Regions from separate parts of the Homo sapiens genome. Here region 2 is linked to region 1. A link is an interaction called in ENCODE POLR2A ChIA-PET data of the cell type or tissue named here. Cell type or tissue: PC-3. All regions are shown on one strand. Each heading gives the region's core, and the rest is flanking DNA. Links, peaks and the distances in the headings are about the cores only.

Region 1 (10,535 bases), core at 854-8,853:
AACACAGTGTGTCGCCATTAGGATTCTTGGGGAAATGCAGGTGGAGGAAGCCAACTCTAGTCCCAGGGCAACTTTTGCTTCCAGAGATCCCAAATGCACAAGAGTGTTCCCTAAGCTTGCTCTGGATGGAACGCAAGGGACACAGGACTTCCTAGGGTGACTCACAGACACCTTGTAATAATCCTGTGTTGACAGTCATAAGAAGGTGACCGTACCTCTGTTTCCTCCAGAAAATCCTGGTTTTGTCCTACTGTATGTATTAGTGACACCCACTTTCATGCTCAAAAGGTGTTTTCATGTGGATGACAAATGCTCCTCTTGTCAGTCCACTCCCTCATGGAACTAACGATCAGCTTCACTGATGCCACAGCTGCACTATTAGGGCCACTTTCCACCTGCACTTTGTTTCAGCAAATGCCTGTTAAGCACCCGTGGGGCATCCCTTTGCCTCCCACTGTGCTTGGCAAACAGGACAACATGAATAGATGGTCCTCACCACAAGCCTTAGTCTAGTCAGAGAGACAGACACCTCAATAGATGACTACACAGCCCTGTGTTAAATGTGACAGCAGAGGCACGCACAAAATAGGACCGCAGTGTCTCCCCTCAACGTCAGTTTACCATCCGCTCACTTGGAGAGTTATCTAGGGGATGTCCCAGCTTGCAAGTGGGGACAGCAGTGCTGGCATCAGCAGTGTGAGCAGACAGAAACTCAGAAAGCCATGGAGTAGGCGTGTTTCTTGCTGTGCTTTGGGAAGCGTCATCAGCATCTGGAGAGCAGAGTGTAAACGGGGACACAGAAGTGCTCACTTTTTCCCCTAAAGATATGCACAATTTTGTAATTTAAATATTTACTTCTGTTAGTGCTTAGCTACTACAGAATGCAAAATAAATCCACTCTAAAGAAGCTAAGATCCAGGTGTCTTAGTCAATTTAAGCTGCTATGACAGGAAACTATGATTTGGGTGGCTTATAGAATACAGAAATTTATTGCTTACAGTTCTGGAGGCTGGGAAGTCCAAGATCAAGGCCCTGGCAGATTTGGTATCTGGTGAGGGCTGCTTTGTGGTTTACAGATGGCACCTTCTCACTGTGTCCTCATGTGGTGGAAGGGGGAAGGCAGCTCTCTTTTATAAGGGCATTAATCCCATTCATGAGGTCTCCACCCTTGTAATCTAATTATCTTCCAAAGGCCCTACCTCCTCATACTGTCACCTTGGGGCTTAGGGTTTTTCTTTCCTTTTCTTTTTTTTTTTTTTTTTTGAGATAGAGTCTCATTCTGTTGGCCAGGCTGGAGTGCAGTGGTGCGAACTCAGGTCACTGCAACCTCTGCCTCCTGTGTTTAAGCGATTCTCCTGTCTCAGCCTCCCAAGTAGCTAGGTCTACAGCCATGCGCCACCATGCCTGGCTAATTTTTGTATTTTCAGTAGAGACAGGGTTTCACCATGTTGGGCAGGCTAGTCTCGAACTCCTGACCTCAGGTGATCCACCCATGTTGGCCTCCCAAAGTGCTGGGATTACAGGTGTGAGCCACCTCTCCTGGCCAGGGGCTTAGGATTTCAACTTGTGAATGCAACATGTGACCAAGAGACTAATGACAAAACTGCTACAATCAAAGCATGCAGTCCTTACCCAAGCCTAAAGAATCTAGCTAAACCTTACCCTAGCCAGCCAAAAACTCGCTGAAAGTATGTGTATGACAGTCAGTGAACATGACTTTGATCGAGGTAAGACTCACACTCTGATGAGGTCCCTCTCTTCAGGGGATTTAAATTACCAACATGTCAAAACAAACCTATCCACATATTGCAGAAAAAGGGATGCAAATATTCAGACCATAGCACTAGGCATGGAGTTTAGGATTAGAAAGGAAAACTTCTGCTGATTCTATTTTTACCCATGTCCACTGGAGGCAGACCCTCCTCTCAGCAGTCTTTAGCACTGATGCAAAATTTGTAAAGTATTGAGTTTTCTCATTATCTTTTGAGTGGCTGCGTGGACATGCCTGCATTTTTAAGCTTTGTTCATTTCATGCACTTTCTACGTAGAACATCTGATATGGTTTGGCTCCATGTCCCCACTCAAATCTCATGTTGAAATGTAATCCCCAATGCTGGAGGTAGGGCCTGGCAGGAGGTGATTGGATCATGGGGGTGGTTTCTCATGGTTTAACACCACAGGGCCCTTAGTGCTTTTGTTGCAATAGTGAGTGCTCATGAGATCTGGTTGTTTAAAAGTGTGTGGCACCTCCCCCTTCTCTCTCTTGCTCCTGTTCTGGCCATGTAAGACATGCCTGCTCCCGCTTTGCCTTCTGCCATAATCGTAAGTTTCCTGAGGCTTCCCCAGAAGCTGAGTGGATGCCAGCATCATGCTCTGTGCAACTGTGGGCCAATTAAGCCTCTTTTCTTGATCAATTACCCAGTCTCAGGTATTTCTTTACAGCAATGCGAGAACAGACTAATACAACATCCCTCTCCCTCTTTTTCACTTGTTGAAAGGTGCCAATCCAAAGAACAAACAGAGAGGGAGACTCTCTAAAAGACAATTACGTTTATTTGGGAATAGGGCGTTGTAATGGGAATATGCACGCCATAGTCAAGTGTGTGCGAATTCAGGGAGATTAATTTAAAAGGCTTTTAAAGGAAAATGAGGATTACATAATTGTTTTGAGATAATTATCCATGGCTACAAGGATTAATAGCAAGGATAGTGCCAGTCTGAGGCTAGACAGGCAGTTGCTAGGCAGACGTCTTCACAGAAGTGTTTTTGTGTGTGTTAGGGTTGCAAGGGCCTTTGTACAAGGTTGTGGTTTTTGCAAAGTCTTTTGTGGTAGTTCTTGTTATCAGGCATTCATGCATGAGTGCCCTGCATTCATGGCCTTCCTCAGCTCTATTTGTCAGGGCTTTTAACACAAATGACTCCATTTTGATCCTGACAACTTTCACAATGGCAAATCATGAGACCAATTCACAGGTCGACTCCTTAAAAAAAACCAATCCCTGATCCCACGAGGCAGGACTGGTCCTAATCTTATTCTGTATATTAATCCTTGATAGCACTTGTAATCTGTTAGTGAATTGTCTATAAGTCATTGTCCACAGTTAGACTCTGAATTCTTGGAAGCCAAGCACTGTTTCTGATTCATTTTTCTAATTCTAGCATTTAACATAGAGTTCAGTAAATATTAAACACGAGTTTGGATAAACATAATCATAGTTTTAAAAAGTGCACAGCGCAATGAATTATCCAGAGAGAATATACCTGTGTAACTATCACCCACGTCAAGAGTTAGAAAACTAGCAGCACCCCAGAAGCGCCACCTTGACCCATCTTCCAATCCCTGCATGCTTCCATCTCTTCAAGGTAGCTGCTATTTTGTCTTCTACCACTACCAGGTATTAGTTTTACTATTTTAAGCATTATATAAAGGAAACCATATAGTATATTTAATTTTACATTCAACTTCTTTCACTCAATATTATGTTATATATTATCTATCTATATATATATATTTATATTATTGTAGGCAGCTGAGTTAGTTCATTTTGGGAGGCTGTATAGTATTCCATTGGATGAATACACCACAATTTATCTACTTGACTCCTGTTGGATATTTATTTCCAATTTGAGGCTTTTATATATTATGCTCTTATAAAGTCTTATATGTGTTTTATAATATACATGGACACAATTTCTGTTAGAAATGAATTTTCCAGGTCTTTGGGCACAGCTCTGTTCAGCTTTAGTAGATAATGCAAAACATTTTTTTCAAAATGTTATGCCAGTTTATACTCCCAACTGTACTATGTATGTTCCCATTGCTGTGGATTTTGACCAACACTTGATATTATCAGTCTTTTAAATTATAGACACTCTGGCATGTGTGGTATGTGTGTATGTCTGTGTAATAGTATTACATTGTGGTTTTAATCTGTTTTCCCCATGATTAGTGAGCTTGAGAACTTTTTAACATTTTTATTGGCCATTTGGATACTCTCTTTTATGAGTTTCCTGTTCAAATCTGTGTTGCTCATAATTTCTATTAGGCTTTCTGGCCTTTTATTTGATTTTCAAATGGTAATCCAATCTTGGATTCATAAAATAATCCAGACTTATTTGTGATGTATTATTCTTTTCTTGATGCATTACTACATTGTTTTTTAATATTTTGTTCAGTTTTTGCATCTATGTTCATAATGGCATTGTCTATAATTTTTCTTTCTAGTAATACAATTGTCATAATCTGATGCTAACTTATTCTGGTCCCATAATAATACAACCCCAAATTGGGATGTATTTTTTCTTTTAATCTCTGGAATAATTTGTGTAAGATTACTATGGTAGGCAGTCTCTAAGATCATATCCCAAAAATTCTATTATCCTGGTATTCATGCCCTTGTGTAATAACCCCCCTTTAGTGTGGGCCAGATTTAGTGACTCATTTCTAAGAATATAATCTATCAGGGATGAAGGGATGTCACCTTCAAGATTAGGGTACAAAAAGACTGTAGCTTCAGTCTTCAGTGCTCACCATCCCTTGCTCAGTCTGAGGAAGCCATCTGTCATGTTGTGAACAGCCTTATGGAGAGACCCACATGGTAAGAAACTGAGTAAGGTCTCTGGCCAACAGCAAAGGAAGAAGTAACACCTTCAGTCAACAGCCTGTGAAAAACTGAAGCCTGTCAACAACCACATAAGTGAGCTTGGAAGTACACACTTTACCAATCAAACTTTCAGATAAGACTGCAGCCCCAGCCAAGAGCTTCCCTGTGGAAAAACCTTGGATCAGAGTCATCTGGGTAGGCCACACCTGGATTCCTGACCCATAGAAACTGTGAGATAATAAATGTTGTTTAAAGTTACTAAGTTTTGGGATACTGTGTTTTGCAGCAATAATCAATATAATTACCATTATTTTTCTTTTAAATGTTTGAAAGAATTCACTGGTAAAATCATTTAATCTTGGAGTCTTCTTTATGGACAGACCTTTAATTACATATTTAGTTTAATAATTATAGTACTATTTAGATTTTCCATTTCTTTCACTTAGTTTTGTTAAGTTTTATTTTTCTAGGAATTTGTCCATTTCTCTACATTTTCACATTTACCGGCATAGAGTTGTGTCTAAAATCTTACTATCTTTATGATAATTAAGATTCTCATTGTAAGATCTGTAGGATCTGAAGTATGTTCCCTTCCACATTCTTGATACTGGTTATTTATGCCATCACTTTTTCCTGCACCAGTCTTACCAGGAGCTTGTCAATGTTATTAGTCTTTTCAAAGAAACCACTTTTGGCTTTGTAAGTCCTCTCTATTTTTATTAATTTATTTCATCTATTTATCCTTTTCTTCTACTTTCTTTAGGTTTACTTTGCTGTTTTTCCCTAAAGCATTTCCTTTCCAAATTTATTTTTTGTAAATTTAAATTTTAAACTTATTTTTGTAATTTTTTGTAAATTTAAATGTACAGTTAAAACATTCTTAAAGTTTATTTAAAATCATACATTTTCCTTGAAGCATGGATTTAGTTGCATCCCCAAAATTTCAATGTCATACTGTAATCCTTTTTCAGTTTGCAATATCTTCTAACCTCCGCTGTGATTTCTCCTTGGCCCAGGACTTATGTAGAGGTATATTTGAGTTTTTTCTAGTAATATTTTACTTAATGATTTCTAGCTTAATTCTACTGTCATCAGAACATACTCTGTATAATCTTAACATTTTGAAATTAGTTGAGTCTTGTTTTATGGCCCAGCATGGGATCACGTTTTATACATATTCCTGTGTACTTAAAAATTATTTGCATTATGAACATTATGTAATAGTAAGTACACTGTTCTGTATATGCCAATTTGAATTAAGCTTGTTAATTGTCTTGTTCAAAGCTTCTATATTTAAAGTGCTTTTTCTATCAATTATTGAGGAAGCTATGTTATTTGCTGAAAATTTAGAATTCTTATACCTTATTGTTGAAGTAAATATTTAATTATTATGAAGTATCTCTTTTTATGTCTAGGAATACCTGTTACCTCAGTGAACTTTCTCTGATATTAATCTTTGTGATGTGATATTAAATTACACCAGTTTTATTTTCATTAGTGTTTGTACACTATATCTTTTCCATTCATTTACTTTCCATCTTTCTGTGTTCTCAAAATTTAAATGTGTCTCTTCTAAAGCATAAAATTGTTTTAAAAATAAATTCAGGCTGGGCACGGTGGCTCATGCCTGTAATCCCAGAACTTTGGGAGGCCAAGGCAGACAGATCACCTGAGGTTGGGAGTTCGAGACCAGCCTGACCAACACGGAGAAACCCCATCTCTACTAAAAATACAAAATTAGCTGGGCGTGGTGGCGCATGCCTGTAATCCCAACTACTTGGGAGGCTGAGGCAGGAGAATCGCTTGAACCCAGAGGGCGGAGGTTGTGGTGAGCAGACATCATGCCGTTGCACTCTAGCCTGGGCAACAAGCGTGAAACTCCATCTCAAAAAAAAAAATTAAAATAAATAAATAAATCCAGCTATTAATATTTTAATAAAAGCATTTAGTTGCTATGTAGTTAACGTATGTCTTGATATATTGGGGTTTACATCCTCCTAGGCTTCATGCTTCTCTTGCCTATTCTAGTTCCTTCTCCTGTACCTCCTCCCCCCTTCCATTTTGCTTTCTTTTTGAATTAACTTGGTATTTTAAAATAATTTTCTCCCGTTAATTTGGCATTTTACAATCTTTAATTACTTTTTAGTTACAGAAATTACAGCATTCAGGCCAGGCATGGTGGCTCATGCCTGTAATCCCAGCACTTTGGGAGGCCAAGGTGGGCAGATCACTTGAGTCCAGGAATTTGAGACCAGCCTGGCCAACGTGGTGAAACCCATCTCTACTGAAAACCCAAAAATTAGCCAGGTGTGGTGGCGGGCGCCTGTAATCCCAGCTACTTGGAGGCTGAGGCAGGTGAATCGCTTGAATTTGGGAGGCAGAGGTTGCAGTGAGCCGAGATCAGACCACTGCACTCCAGCCTGGGCAACAGAGCAAGACTCCTACTCAAAAAAAAAAAAAAATTAATTTTAAAAAACGAAGCTAACATCATTAACACTTTTACTTCAAAATGCAAAGGACTTTATAATACTTTAATTTTGTTTAGATCCTTCATTTCTGTTGAGACTTTAAACAATTATGTTTTTAAACTCCAAAGCATAGCATTAATATCATTTTTTGAAGAACAACATTCATTTGGATTTACTCATTTATTTACCCCATTTCTCTCGCTCTCCATTTCATCCCCCATCTCTAAAAAATTAGAGTCACTTTTCTCTTGCCTGAGAATGTTCTTTGGTGTTCCCTTTATTACAAAGATGCCTCTGGTAAATTCTCTCAGTTGTTGTTTACCTGAAAATGCCTTTGTTTCCTTGTCAATCTTGGTAGTTCTTTTTGCTAGGGATAGAATTCCAAAATTCAAAGATTTTATTCTTCTGTCTTCTATTATTTCTGTAAAGAAGTTAGCTGTCAGTCTTATGATTCATTCTATGAGGATAATCTCTCCTCACCTACCACCTCACTTTCTTTGCTTTAAATTTTCTGTCTGCCTTTCAGCAGAATTTTACTATCATTTTTGTTTTTATTTATCTTACTTGAGGATTACAATGACTCTTAAAACTATGACTTTAAGTCTTTCATCAATTTTGAAAAATTCTCAGCCATTATCCCTTGAAATGTTGCTTCTGTCTCATTTTCTCTCTCCTTTCCTTCCAGGACTAAATGTTACATTCTTTCACTGTATTCCCTATCTTTTCTTTTTTATGTATTTTCTTTGTTTTCTTCCTGTCTTTTTTTTTTTTTTTTTTTTTTTTTTGAGATGGAGCCTTGCTCTGTCGCGTAGGCTAGAGTGCCATGGAGCAATCTTGGCTCACTGCAACCTCTGCCTCCCAGGTTCTAGCGATTTTCCTGCCTCAGCCTCCAGAGTAGCTGAGATTACAGGTGCCTGCCACCACGCCTGGCTAATTTTTGTATTTTCAGTAGAGACAGGGTTTCACCATGTTGGCTAGGCTGGTCTCAAATTCCAACCTTCGGTGATCCACCCACCTCAGCCTCCCAAAGTGCTGGGATTACAGGCATGAGTCACCACGCCCAGCCTCTTTTATGTATTTTCTAAACTTTTATTTTTCTATGCTTCATTCTAGATATTTTCTTCAGATTTTCCTACTCCACTCCTTCTCTCTTTAGCTGTCTCTAATCTGCCATAAATCTTATCCATTGAGTTTTTCTTTTATCATAATTTTTAGTTGTAGAACTTTGTTCTTTTATAGCATTTCTAGTTCTCTGCTTAAGTTGCCAATCTTGTCATTTATTTCTTTAAATATATTAATCAGTGTTACTTTAAAATCTGTATAAGAGAATGATATTACTGAGATATGGCAGGATCCCCTGTGAGTCCATTTCTATTGTCTATCATTTCTCTTGGTATTCAGTCACATTGTCTTGACTCCTTATGTACATAATAATGACTGCCTGAATTCTGGACATTACACATAAAAAATGAGAGAGAATTTAAGGGCTAGGACAATGTTATTAATATATTTCTCCAAAGAGGAATATAAATTTGCTCTTTATAGACATCTAGGGATATTACCCATCTCAATTATCTTGATCCCACCAGGGATTGAGGTGATTCGCAGCTGAATTGCAGTGTCTGTGAGGAACGGTCTATTTCTATACACATTTACTCCCATGCTATATAGCCTTTCAGGGTCTCAATCCGAAGTTTTGGGAAGTTTAGCAGACAATTGCTGTATCAGACCCCAAACTCAGTTTTTTGTTCCCTAATCCACTGAGTTTGTCAAAAACTCTGCTAAGCTTATCAGACTCTCAGCTACCTCTAATGGAACATGCAGAGGTCCCTAAGGAAACAGTGGGCCCAAATGCTCACCTCTCTGTACTTCTTTCTTTTCCCAGATCTCAGTACTATAATTATTCACTAACTTCTTAGGACTCCAATGTATCCGACCAAATTTTTAAAAAAATTTGTTCTCTGAGGGAGGTTGGTTTAAATGGACTATTCTGCCATAAACAAAAGCCAATCCCCATTTATAAATATTTTATTATCACAAATACTTGTCCATTCATGGTAGTATGCTGGGGGCATAGCAGCACACATAATAAATTTCATATAAATAAAGTGTACAATTTTTCTGTCTCATTAGAGAACATATTTGCGGCATTATTTGTTAGCATGTCATTATCATAGGTTTTGACAGGATGGTAGGGAATAAATATTATTCCTTAATTCCATAGGTTTTAGAGTATGGAGGGATCATGTAAATTTACCTAAACTCCTCCCTTCCCATTTCATAGAGGCAGCAATAGAGCCCCAGGGATGTTGAGTGACTTATCCAAGATCAAACAATCAGCTAGTGGCACAAGCAGATTCTTAAATCAGTTATCACACTTCTAGAGCGCTGAGGTCTTTCTTCCATAACACACTGGTGTTGTTTGAGAAAGCTTCTATACATGAATTGGAGTTTCAAGTATGTTTCTGATACTAAGAGAGAAGTGAGGCTAGAGGACCCGAGATGATAGGGCATTCGAGTCATTAGGTGCAACTTGAAAAAAAAAAAAAAAGGCTTAGGTAGGAATGGGTTGATCACGTAAATAAACTGATGGATCGGCTGGGCACAGTGGCTCACGCCTGTAATCCCAGAACTTTGGGAGGCCGAAGAGGGCGGATCACCTGAGTTCGGGAGTTCGAGACCAGCCTGACCAACATGGTGAAACCCCCATCTCTACTAAAAATACAAAATTAGCTAGGGCGTGGTGGCGCGTGCCTGTAATCCCAGCTACTTGGGAGGCTGAGGCAGGAGAATCGCTTGAACCCGGGAGATGAAGGTTGCGGTGACCTGAGATCGTGCCACAGCACTCTAGCCTGGGCAACAAGAGGGAAACTCCGTCTCAAAAAAAAAAAAAGAAAAAAAGAAAAAAAGAAGGAAACTGACGGATCGAAGCGGCTGGGTTGGGCGGTAAACAGGCCGTGGGTAGGGAGGACAGAGAGGCGGCGTTCGCTCCTCTGGGACTTTTCACGCCTCGTTTTGTTTTTTTTCTTCAGATGTGGCTTTTTCCTGACGCAGGGTCCAAGCAGTCAGCTTGAGCTTACTCTTCTGTGAAAGCGGAAAGTCTCCTCTGAGGAAAGCGGTTGAACTTGTGGAGGGCGTGCGAGACGGGCGTTCTCCCCCATGCCAGGCGAATGGTGCGGCCTTGAGCTGGTCCAGCAGCCGGCTCGATGACAGGTCTGAGGGAGGCCCCAGAGGCGGCGGGAAGGTGGCCCGCAGAACGCGGGTTCTGTAAAGACACGTGGAGAAGATTCGATTCCGAGAACAGGAAGAGGCGGATGGAAAGACAGCCAGGCGGCTGCCGGGAAGGGGGCTGCCAAGATGGCGTCGGCCTCCTCCCAACCGTCGTTGGCGGTCGGTTTTTCATCCTTTGATCCCGGGGCCCCTTCCTGTACCGCGTCCTCAGCATCTGGAATCTTGAGCCCCA
Region 2 (10,535 bases), core at 1,438-9,437, 220 kb before region 1:
ATAATTTGTTGTGTGTGCCAGAAAGCCATAACTTCAGGAAGGTGCTTTTAGTGTTCCATCATTGAGCTTTCTGGGATGGGAGGTGGCAATCTGGAGGTGAGAAAGATACAGGTGAACAAAAATCTTTGCCCTAAAAGTGTAGACTATTTTTATGGTTCTGAATACAGCCCTCCTTTCAGATCCGTGGATTATAATTTAGATATCAGCACAGAATAGCTATCTGAAGCATTGCTCATGTGTTTTCCCCCTTTTCTCTTGGCTCTTCTGTAGGGCTGTGGTAGTGCCAGCTTATTATCTGCTGGGCATAATAAACACCTACACCTAGCCTCCAGGGATCAAGAAACTGGGTCAGCCAGGAGTCAGCCTATCATGCTGCAGAAGCTGGTAATATTAAGCCCAGAACCAGCCTCATTTTAAGATTTTACATTATATAATGGTAAGAGCAATGCTGATGTTAAAAAAAAAATACTGGTTGGAGTCCAAAGTAATTTTAGACATTAAAGAAAGGTTTCAGAACATTTTAAGTAATGTTTATTAAAGCTAGCCCTGACCTCAATCAAGCACCTGCTACTTAATTGATCAAATGGTCACTGGTAAGCCCTGTCTCTTCTAAAGTGACTTCGCCCCAAGTCATCCACTGACCTTTGCTCAGCACTTTCTCCAGAGACGAGAGAGTGCACAAGAGGAAATGAAAAAACAGATTTGGTGGGAATTGTTGTTCCTGGTTGAAATGAAATGTATGTATCCCTGCTACCCAAATGTGGTCTGTGGACCAGCAGCAGCTGCCCCACTAGGGAGCGTGTCAGAAATGCAGCATCCCAGGCACCTTTAGATTAGAAACCTGCATTTACAAGACCCCTAGGTGATTCATAGGCACAGTAAGGTTCGAGAAGCACTGATCCAACCCACAGCCCTCCTTCTGCACAGCGGTAACCCAGCAGGGCCATCTTTGTTTCAGAAGCACCCATATTACAAAGAGCTTGAGTTATTCTGGGGAGGTAAGGTAAAGGAGAGAAGTCATACTTCAATGGCAGTGAGACTTTGCCTAGAAATCTACAAAATAACATTACTCTGAGTGCTAGAACTGTAAGTACTTCCATCACTCTGCTATACAGCCTTTTCTAAATAAGCATTAAAGGATATAGGTTTTCGTCTAACATCAATTTTTTTTGATATGTTGTGCTTTCTATTTGCATTCAGCTCAAAATATTTTTAAAATTCCCCTCGTGATTTCTTCTTTGACCTGTGGATTATTTAGAAGTATGCTGTTTAATTTCGAAATATTTGGGGATTTACTGATTTCTAGTTTAATTCCGTTGTAATGAGAGAACACTGTATGATATCAATCATTTTTAATTTTGGTCTTATTTTAGGGCCATAATATGGTTGATCTTGGTGGATGCTTCCTGTGCCCTTCAAAAGAATATGTGTTCTGTTGTTATTGGGTAGAGTGTTCAATAAATGGCGGTTAGGTCAAGTTAGTTGATAGTGTTGTTCTTTATTGTCTTTTTTTCTTTCTTTCTTTTTGAAACAGAGTCTTCATGTGTCATCCAGGCTGCAGTGCAGTGGTGCAATCACAGCTCACTGCAGCCTCTCCCTCCTGGGCTCAAGCGATCCTCCCATCTCAGCCTCCCGAGTAGCTGGGACTACAGGCACGTGCCACCATGCCTAATTTTTGTGTCTTTGGAAAGATCAGGTCTCTCCATGTTGCCTAGGTCTCAAACTCCTGAGCTCAAGCGATCTGCCCTCCTCGGCTTCCCAAAGCGCTGGGATTAGAGGCATGAGCCACCACGCCCAGCCCAAATCTTTACTGGCTTTCTTTGTACTTGCTCTATCAATTACTGGATGTTGAAATCTCCAACTATAATTAAGGATTTGTCTACTTCTTTTTTCAGTTCTGTCATTTATTTTTCCCCTTCCTGTGTTTTGAAGCCCTGTTCCTGGGAAATCCACATTTAGGACTGTTATGTCTCTGGATGAACTTGATTATTCTCTTTGTCCTTGATAATAGTCTTTGTTCAGTAGTCATCTTTGTCTGAAATTAATATGACCACTCTAGCTTTCTTTTCATTTGTGTGCACACGGCATAATGTTCTAACCTTTTTTGTTGTTGTTGTTTGTTTGTTTGAGACAGAGTCTCGCTCTATTGCCCAGGCTGGAGTGCAGTGGTGCGATCTCGGCTCACTGCAAGCTCCGCCCCCCAGGTTCAAGCCATTCTCCTACCTCAGCCCCCTGAGTAGCTGGGATTACAGGCACTTGCCACCACGCCCGGCTAATTTTTTTGTATTTTTAGTAGAGACCGGGTTTCACCGTGTTCTCCAGGATGATCTCCATCTCATGACCTCGTGATCTGCCTGCCTTGGCCTCCCAAAGTGCTGGGATTACAGGCGTGAGCCACCGCGCCCGGACTAATTTTCTAACCTTTTTAACTTTTAACTTATCTGTGTCTTTAGTCTTTATATATAAAGTGGGTTTCTCATAAATAACATAGAGTTAGGTCTTGTTTATTTCTTGAAGCAACCTAACAATTTCTGCCTTTTAATTGGTGTGTTTAGAATATTTACATTTAATGTGATTATTGATGTGTCTGGGTGTAAATCTACCATCTTGCTATTTGTTTTCTATTTGTCCCATCTGTTCTTTGTTCCCTTCCCCCCTTTTTCTGCCTTCTTTTGGATTGTGTATTTTTTGTGATTTTATTTTATTTCCACTACTGGTTTAGACCTTTATGTTTTATTTATTTTTAGTAGTTGCTCTAAGGTTTATAGTATATGTGCTTAACTTACCACAGTCTGTTTTTAAATATTTTACCACTTCACGTAGAATGTAAGAATTTTACAACAGTATACTTCAATTTCCTTCTTCTGTTCTTTGTACTATTGTTTTCATATATTTTATTTCTGTTTATGTTACAAAGCCCATAATACCCTGTTAGTGTTTGCATCAAGCAGTCAATCACGTTTTAAATAAATTAAAAATGAGAAAAAGTCTCTTACGTATACCCACCTATTTACCATTTCTCACACTCTTTATTCCTTTTTGTAGATCAACATTTTTTTTTAATCTAGAATCATGTTCCTTCTGCTTGAAGAACTTCTGTTAACTTTTCATGTAATACTTGTCTACTGGTGATAAATCCCCTCAGCTTTTATTTATCTGAAAAAATTCTCTATCTGTGTTGTGGAAAGATATTCACTGGGTCTATAATTTGAGATTGACAGTATTTATTTCCCTTGCAGCACTTTATAGACAGTGTTTTACTGACTTCTACCCTGGATGGCCTGATGACATCTTGGTTCCTTTGTACATAAATTGTCTTCTGTTATATGGCTGATTTTTAAGATTTTCTCTTTATCACTGGTTTTCAGAAATGGTTTTATCATGTGCCTTGGTGTTGTTTTATTTAGGTTTCTTCTGCTTGAGGCTCTTTGAGTTTCTATCTGTGAGTTTATAGTTTTATTTAAATTCAGAAAAATTTGGTCATTACTTCTTCAAGTCACTTTTTGGCTTTCCTCTTTCGTCACCTCCTTCTGGGTTTCAAATTACCCATAGGCTGGACTTCTTTATATCTCACGCTTCAGTGTTTTGTTTTGTTTTGTTTCCTCTCTGTGTTGTCTCATTTGGGCAAGTTTCTATTGCTAAGACATCAAGTTCACTAATATTTTCTTTTTCAGTATCTAAACTGCTGTTAATACCATCTAATGCATTTTTCATTTGACTAAAAGTTTCATTTACTTATTTTGTGTGTCTTTCATGTATTTCCTTCTCATGCTCATGCTTTTCTTTGTATTCTTGAGCATATATTTATGATTTATAATACCAATTGTAAGGTCCTTTCCTTAGTCATTCTATCACCTCTGTTATTTCTGAGTCTGTTTTTATGGATTGATTTTTCTTTTAGTTATGAGTTATTTTCCTACATCTTCAAATGCTCACTAATTTTTGAGCATGCAAAGATGCTGTGTGCTGGATTTTGTTATATTCCTTTTTAAAAAGTGAGCACGCAAAGATGCTGTGTGCTGGATTTTGTTATATTCCTTTTTAAAAAGTTAGATTTTATTCTTCTGTGCAACGAAGTAACTTGCAGATCAATTTGATCCTTTTGAACTTTGCTTTCAAGCTTTGTTATGGTGGATTCAGACAGGCCTTTATTTTAGGATTAATTTATCCCCTCCTAAGACACATTCTTTTAAGAACTCTACCTAATACTCCATATATTATGAGGTGACTACATTCTGGTTCTCCAGCACGCAAACTTTCCCCAGCCTTGTGTAAACTGGTAATTTTTTTTCCTGCTGCTTTCCCATAGTTCTTTCCTTGCCTTGGAGGTTTTCTTTGTACACAAGCAGTTCAGAACTCAGCCAAAGGTTAGAGAAGACCCCTCTGTAGATCTTTGGAGCGCTCTCTCTATGTAGCACTCTCTTTTCCAGTATTTAGCCCTGAAAATTTAGATGCCTTGGCCTTCCCAAACTCCAATCTCTGTCTTCTAAACTCAATGAGATTGTTGGACCCTATTTGGTAGCCCTCTCCCTGGGCTGCCACGTAAACATATAAGTATCCTTCCATTTGTAAAATACATAGCATAGTGTGTTAGTTTCCTAAATCCGCCACAAGTGGATGACTTTAAACAACAAAGTTTATTCTCTCATAGTTCAGGAGGCTAGAAGTCTGAAACCAAGGTGTCAGCAGGCAGTGCTCCCCCTGAAGACTCTAGGAAGGATTTTGTTCATGCCTTTCTCTGAGCTTCTGGTGTTGCTGGCAATCCTTGTCTTGTAGAAGCATCACTTCCATCTCTACCTCGGCCATCATAGGACATTCTCCCTATGCCTGCTTATGTGTCTCTTTTTCTTCCCTTATGAGGACATTAGTCAGATTGGATTAAGGGCCCACCCTACTCCAGTATGACCTCATCTTAATTATATCAACAAGGATGCTATTTCCAAATAATGTCACATTCTGAGGTTCTGGGAAGGACGTGAATTTTGGGGGGACACTATTCAACCTAGTACCTATGGCAACTGTGAGTCCCAAAGTTGCTTTGATCCCTTGATAAGGAAATTCTTTATGCTGAGATAAGACTAGTTTCAGATATGCTGCCTGCATCATTTCCAGACTGCTCTCCCTACGTCTCTGCACCCTACCTGGTAATCTGTGAGTGTTCTTTCATAATTATACAATGTATCCACAGCTTCATCTTCATAGATCAGGAATGCCCATTTCCTTGCAGGTTCCCTGTCTATTCCTGAACTTCAGGGCAGTGAGAAAATTCCATCTTGTGTGCCACTGAATGCCCTTCGTAGCTTCAGTCATAACTGTTCATCATCACTCTCTCACCCTGCTAAAATGCCCACTCTGAAAGTTTGTCTATTTCAGAATCTTGCCTCTAATTATCTTCACAAGTTTCCTTTGTGATGCACTGCCCTAGAAGTGGCTCATTTTCCATATCAAAGTTCTGCAGATGAGAAACAGAATTATAGTAGATTACTCTTGCTAGTAGAGAAGAATGCCCCTGCATGGGGAAGATGCCAATCAAACATAACATTTTCCGCAAACGTTTTGCATATTGCCTTATGTTATAGTCCAGCTTCTTTCTGGAAAGATGACAGTCCATACGGGCCCCAGCATCTTTGTGAATTCGTACTGAGAATGTGAATTCGCAGATTGAGTAGCCACCAGACTTAGACAAGTGATCTCCCAGCTATCCAGGCAAGGAGCTGGATAAAGAGATGATGATGGTCACCAAGGTCAGAAATAACTGGCAGAATCAGGAATAGATTCAGTGAGTTTTGGCTCACAACTCACCACCAGGCATTTTTTTTCAAGACAAAGAAATCCATCTGGGTTTCTGTTGGGTCCTTGCAGGACCTGACTAGATTTGTGTTTGGAAAATTGCCATACCAACAACTACGGTTTGCAACCAAGCCTATTTAAAACAAGATCAACAAAACCCCTCTCTTCCCTACAGTGCCTTGTGGTATTTGAGTGTTAATTTTGACTTCTTTTGAATAGCTGTGGTGGCAGTGGCTAAAGGGTGAAGCTTTAAGATGCCTTAGAGGATCAGTCATAGAAGGCGGCTTGCCAAGCCTGACACCGAAGAAAAACGCAGCCCTTGGGTCCGGCTGTGCCTCGCAATTCTGGCATCCAGTCTTTTCTCTGACCCAACCACAAACCCCTTCACCCTCTCTCCACCCCCTTCCACATGCTCACACGCACATGAGGTGCAGCCACTGTCCCCTTCTCTGTGTGCTCCCTTGTCCACGGATGCATTTGTGGTTGGAGGGGAGTCGGTGCAGCCATGGTAGAATAGAGGTCCTCGTGTAAGACTAACATGAGTGGTCTATTTACTCATCTGTGCTGCCCACTAGACCAAGAGCTCCTAAGAGCAGAGACTGTCTTATTCTTGTTTATATCTTCAATGTCCAGCACAGTGTCTGCTCAGGACAGCCATTGAATTATCTCCTGAATGGTTAGATGGTATAAGGAAGGCTTCCCTTAAAGAATATCTTGCCGCTGTCTTGGGATTTGACATTCAATGAATCAGGAGATGATTCTTGAAGTTTCATATCCGTTAAGTTCCTCATTACCATATATGTATGTATGTATGCTTGATACTAGTAATATCATCAATCTTACCAGGAACGTGGTGTCCCCAGGAAGGTCATACATTGCCACAGAATCTGGCCAAATGGTTCCTTGAGCAGTTCCACGTGGAGGGGACGTCTGTGCACATGAGTAGATAAAAAATGCAAGCAATGTTGTTGAAAGTTAGAACTCAGCTTTTTTCCCCTTGAGGTCCTCGGCCACCACTCAGCTGCTGAAATCCAGAACACTTTGGTTCTAGTCCTGGTTCTGACATGAATGCCCTGGTGACCTTCGATTCACTTAACCTTTCCAGACCCTAGTTTTGCCTCATCAGCAAAACACATGCTCTTTAAGGCCCTTATAACCCTAAACTCTTGCCTTGAACCTGCTTTGAGTTTTAAGTAATGAACACATGAGACTAAACAAATCAGATTTTAAAAGCTTGAGTGAAATAAAAGAATTTAAAAAAAAGAAGTGAATTTTAAAGACTAATTTCTTTCTTCTTCTTTTTTTTTTTTTTTTTTTTTTTTGGAGACTGAATCTCACTCTGTTGCCCAGGCTGGAGTGCGGTGGCACAATCTCAACTCACTGCGGCCTCTGCCTCCCAGGTTCAAGCAGTTCTCCTGCCTTAGCCTCCCAAGTAGCTGGGATTACAGGTGCCAGCCACCATGCCTGGCTAATTTTTGTATTTTTAGTAGAGATGGGGTTTCACCACATTGGCCAGGCTAGTCTCAGAACTCCTGACCTCAGGTGATCTGCCTACCTTGGCCTCCCAAAGTGCTGGGATTACAGGTGTGAGCCACTACACCTGGCCTCTTTCTTAATTTTATCTAAGAAAGCAGAATTTCACATCTTAATTTTTATTTTTCAACTTTTTTTTTTTTTTTTTTTTTAGATACAAGATCTCGCTCTGTCACCCAGGCTGGAGTACAGCGATTATAGCTTACTGCAGCCTCGAACTCCTGGCTTCAAGTAATCCTCCCACCCCAGTCTCCCAAATTGCTGGGATTATAGGAATGAGCCAGTGTACCTGACCTTCAAGTATATTTTTTGAGGTGGTATGATAGACTAGTGAAATTAAAACAGGAACTGTGAAATTATAATTTATTTGTTCCTTTTCCTAAATACCTTTGTCAGTCTGCATGTGAATTAAAGTAATTATTTACTTTATATCAGAGTAGAGCAAGGAACACCGTCTTTCCACCTTGACTTTGCTGCTCTGGGTGACTTTGGGCAAGTAGTTTAGCTCTCTTGGACCATAGTTTTACTTATTTATTTATTTATTTGTTTCTTTGAGACAGAGTCTTACTCTGTCACCCAGGCTGGAGTGCAGTGGTGCAGTCTCAGCTCTCTGCAACCTTCACCTCCCGGGTTCCAGCAATTCTCCCTGCCTCAGCCTCCCAAGTAGCTGGGATTACAGACGCCTGCCACCACACCCAGCTAATTTTTGTATTTTTAGTAGAGATGGGGTTTCACCATGTTAGCCAGGCTGGTCTCAAACTTCTGACCTCAGGTGATCTGCCTGCCTTAGCCTCCCAAAGTGCGGGGATTACAGGCGTGAGCCACCGTGCCTGGCTGGACCGTAGTGTTTTAACATGTGAAAGTAGATGTCTGGTGAATAAAAGTTAAAGTAAAGTTTTGAATGCATCAAAAACGTCTCTTTGAAATAAGTGCTGTTATGCGGAGCCTCCAAAATGAGTTTTCTTCACCTCGTGCTGTAATTAGTGAGTAGAAAGTCTCCAGTTAATTTTGTAAAATATAAGCCATTACGGACATTGTTCTTTCTCCCTGGATTAACAACTCCAGCAGATCTGAATGGCAATAGCACATATTAGTTGAACGAGGGTCAGTTTGGCCTTTGCCTTATATTCGGCATTATCGTTACAATGCGATACAATATCCTCTTCAAGATTCAAGCTTTCTTCTCTTATTTTATGCTTTTCTATGTCACATTTCTCCAAGACTATCTTTGGATTACTTATACACACAGCTGTTTTATGAGACTCTGTTGGAGCTTATGAGTCAGATTACTGTTACCAAAATGTTTGTGAAATCACTTCTTAAGTCATATATTTGCATCATGTACAACCTGTTTGACAATCAAAACATTATGCCCTTCAGCACTTGGCTGGTTATGATAGTAAGTTTTCCAGTAGAGTGTTCCAGCAGAATATAATTGGGCAGTAGACAGAAGGAGCACAGTATATTATTTTAACATAGAATTCCAAGTGCATTTCTCTTCTTGTAAGATTGAGAAGGACACATAATATTCTGTAATAGACTCAGGGTGATCAATTAATAGCATAGAGAAATTCCAGTGCAGCTGGGGCATTACCAAGTGCAGCCCTGGAGCCAACAGGGGTGGATGGAAGGATGGAATGGCCGGAACACAAGACGCAGACATGGCCACTGACACAGCACTGCCTGTCTGTGTTGGTCAGTATCTCAGGCACCTGCTGACACTGGCTGTTCTTTACCTGCTCTTGGCCAACCTTCAAGGCCCATCTCAAATGGTGGCTCCTTCAAAAAGGCTTCATTGATATCTTCAGAGTAGACTTAGAGACTCCCTTTCCTCAAAGTCTTTACGGCATTTTCTTTGTACTTTCTGATCGCTCAGTTGTCATTTGTCATTTGTTATTGTCTCATTGCCCCCACTTGTCCGTAACTTCCTTGAGGACAAGGAATGTGTCTTACTCCCCTTGGATTTCTTTTCTTTTCTTTTTTTGAGACGGAGTCTGACTCTGTTGCCCAGGCTGGAGTGTAGTGGTGTGATCTCAGCTCACTGCAGTGGCGTGATCTCAGCTCACTGCAACCTCCACTTTCTGAGCTCGAGCAATTCTCCTGCCTCAGCCTCCCGAGTAGCTGGGATTACAGGCGCCCGCCACCATGTCTGGCTAATTTTTGTATTTTTAGTAGAAATGGGGTTTCACCATGGTGGCCAGGCTGGTCTCGAACTCCTGACCTCAAATGATCCACCTACCTCAGCCTCCCAAAGTGCTGGCATTACAGGTCTGAGCCACTGCACCTGGCCAACCTTGGATTTCTTAAAAGGAAGGGGTTGTATCTTGATTAAGGTGTGAGTGGTCAAATGTCAATGCAGTGTTATTATATGTCATTTTTCAAAGGACACATCCAAATTCAGCCAGTGACATCCTGGGTTGACACTTGAAGGTCTGCTTTAATGATCTTGAAGGTTTGCTTTAATGATCTTGAAGGTTTGCTTTAATAGTCTTTCGCAGTAGTCCTGGGCACTGACTTTTGCTAAGGCATGACGTGGGGGAATTCAAACTTTTATGCAGTCAGCCTTGCCCTCTTGGAGTTTATGATATTATCAGGGACAATATACAAATATATAACATATATACATATGTCCTAAGTGCTAGCTGAGTAAAACGGCACATAAATTCTATAGAAATATAAGCTTCATCCCCAGCTTACTAAATAAATATTCTTTCTAGCTCTGAACATAATTGCATCTGTAACAATCCTTATATTCTGATTAAATAAAAAGATGCAACTCAATGTGCATGTCTGAGTGTGTGTCCACGCATTTTAAGTGTTTTTCCAGTGCCCATAATATGTCTTATCAACATATTGATTTTCTGTCCATATTCTCGCAGTTCTTCTCCAGGGGATAGGAGTATGTTGCTAGAGGGGATCTTAATAGTTGGCTTGATGTTTAAGCCGCCGTGCGACGCAGATGTGCAGCCAGCTGAAGTCCGTTTTGCAATGACGGTATCCTGGGAGTCTGGAGGAGAAACCTTTTAACGACTGTGAGATGTAGCCACAGCCCATAAAACATGGCCGTGCGGCAGGCGCCCAGCTCTCCACCTGACCTGTAAACTCCTATGCGCCTTTGCATCCCCACACTCTGCTTTGCAGATACTCTTATGAATTCTGCAAGTCTTGGTAAATAGGTTAGCTTTTAGAAACCTGTGTTTTAAAGTACAAAG

What was found. ChIA-PET counts read pairs that join two places held together with the same protein. Peaks named below come from ENCODE experiments on the same cell type or tissue, not always from the same donor. Only the 100,000 strongest peaks of a DNase experiment are listed, where the experiment ranks them.
Region 2: POLR2A ChIA-PET joins it to region 1 with 11 read pairs; 2 of 35 experiments call an interaction of 5 or more read pairs at or near these places.

What each region holds. Positions count from the first base shown.
Region 1 is chr6:7,976,108-7,986,642 of GRCh38, forward strand. The region is part of intron 4 of BLOC1S5-TXNDC5 (BLOC1S5-TXNDC5 readthrough (NMD candidate)); the gene reads right to left. It also overlaps the pseudogene PIP5K1P1. Among named protein-coding and RNA genes, the nearest start is that of TXNDC5, 71 kb to the left of the region's middle. RefSeq lists an enhancer at 9,837-10,338. In PC-3, for the core only: no CTCF peak of the experiment used is centred there; no DNase peak of the experiment used is centred there.
Region 2 is chr6:7,752,609-7,763,143 of GRCh38, forward strand. The region is part of intron 1 of BMP6 (bone morphogenetic protein 6); the gene reads left to right. Among named protein-coding and RNA genes, the nearest start is that of BMP6, 32 kb to the left of the region's middle. In PC-3, for the core only: no CTCF peak of the experiment used is centred there; DNase peaks (open chromatin) are centred at 5,993 and 8,643.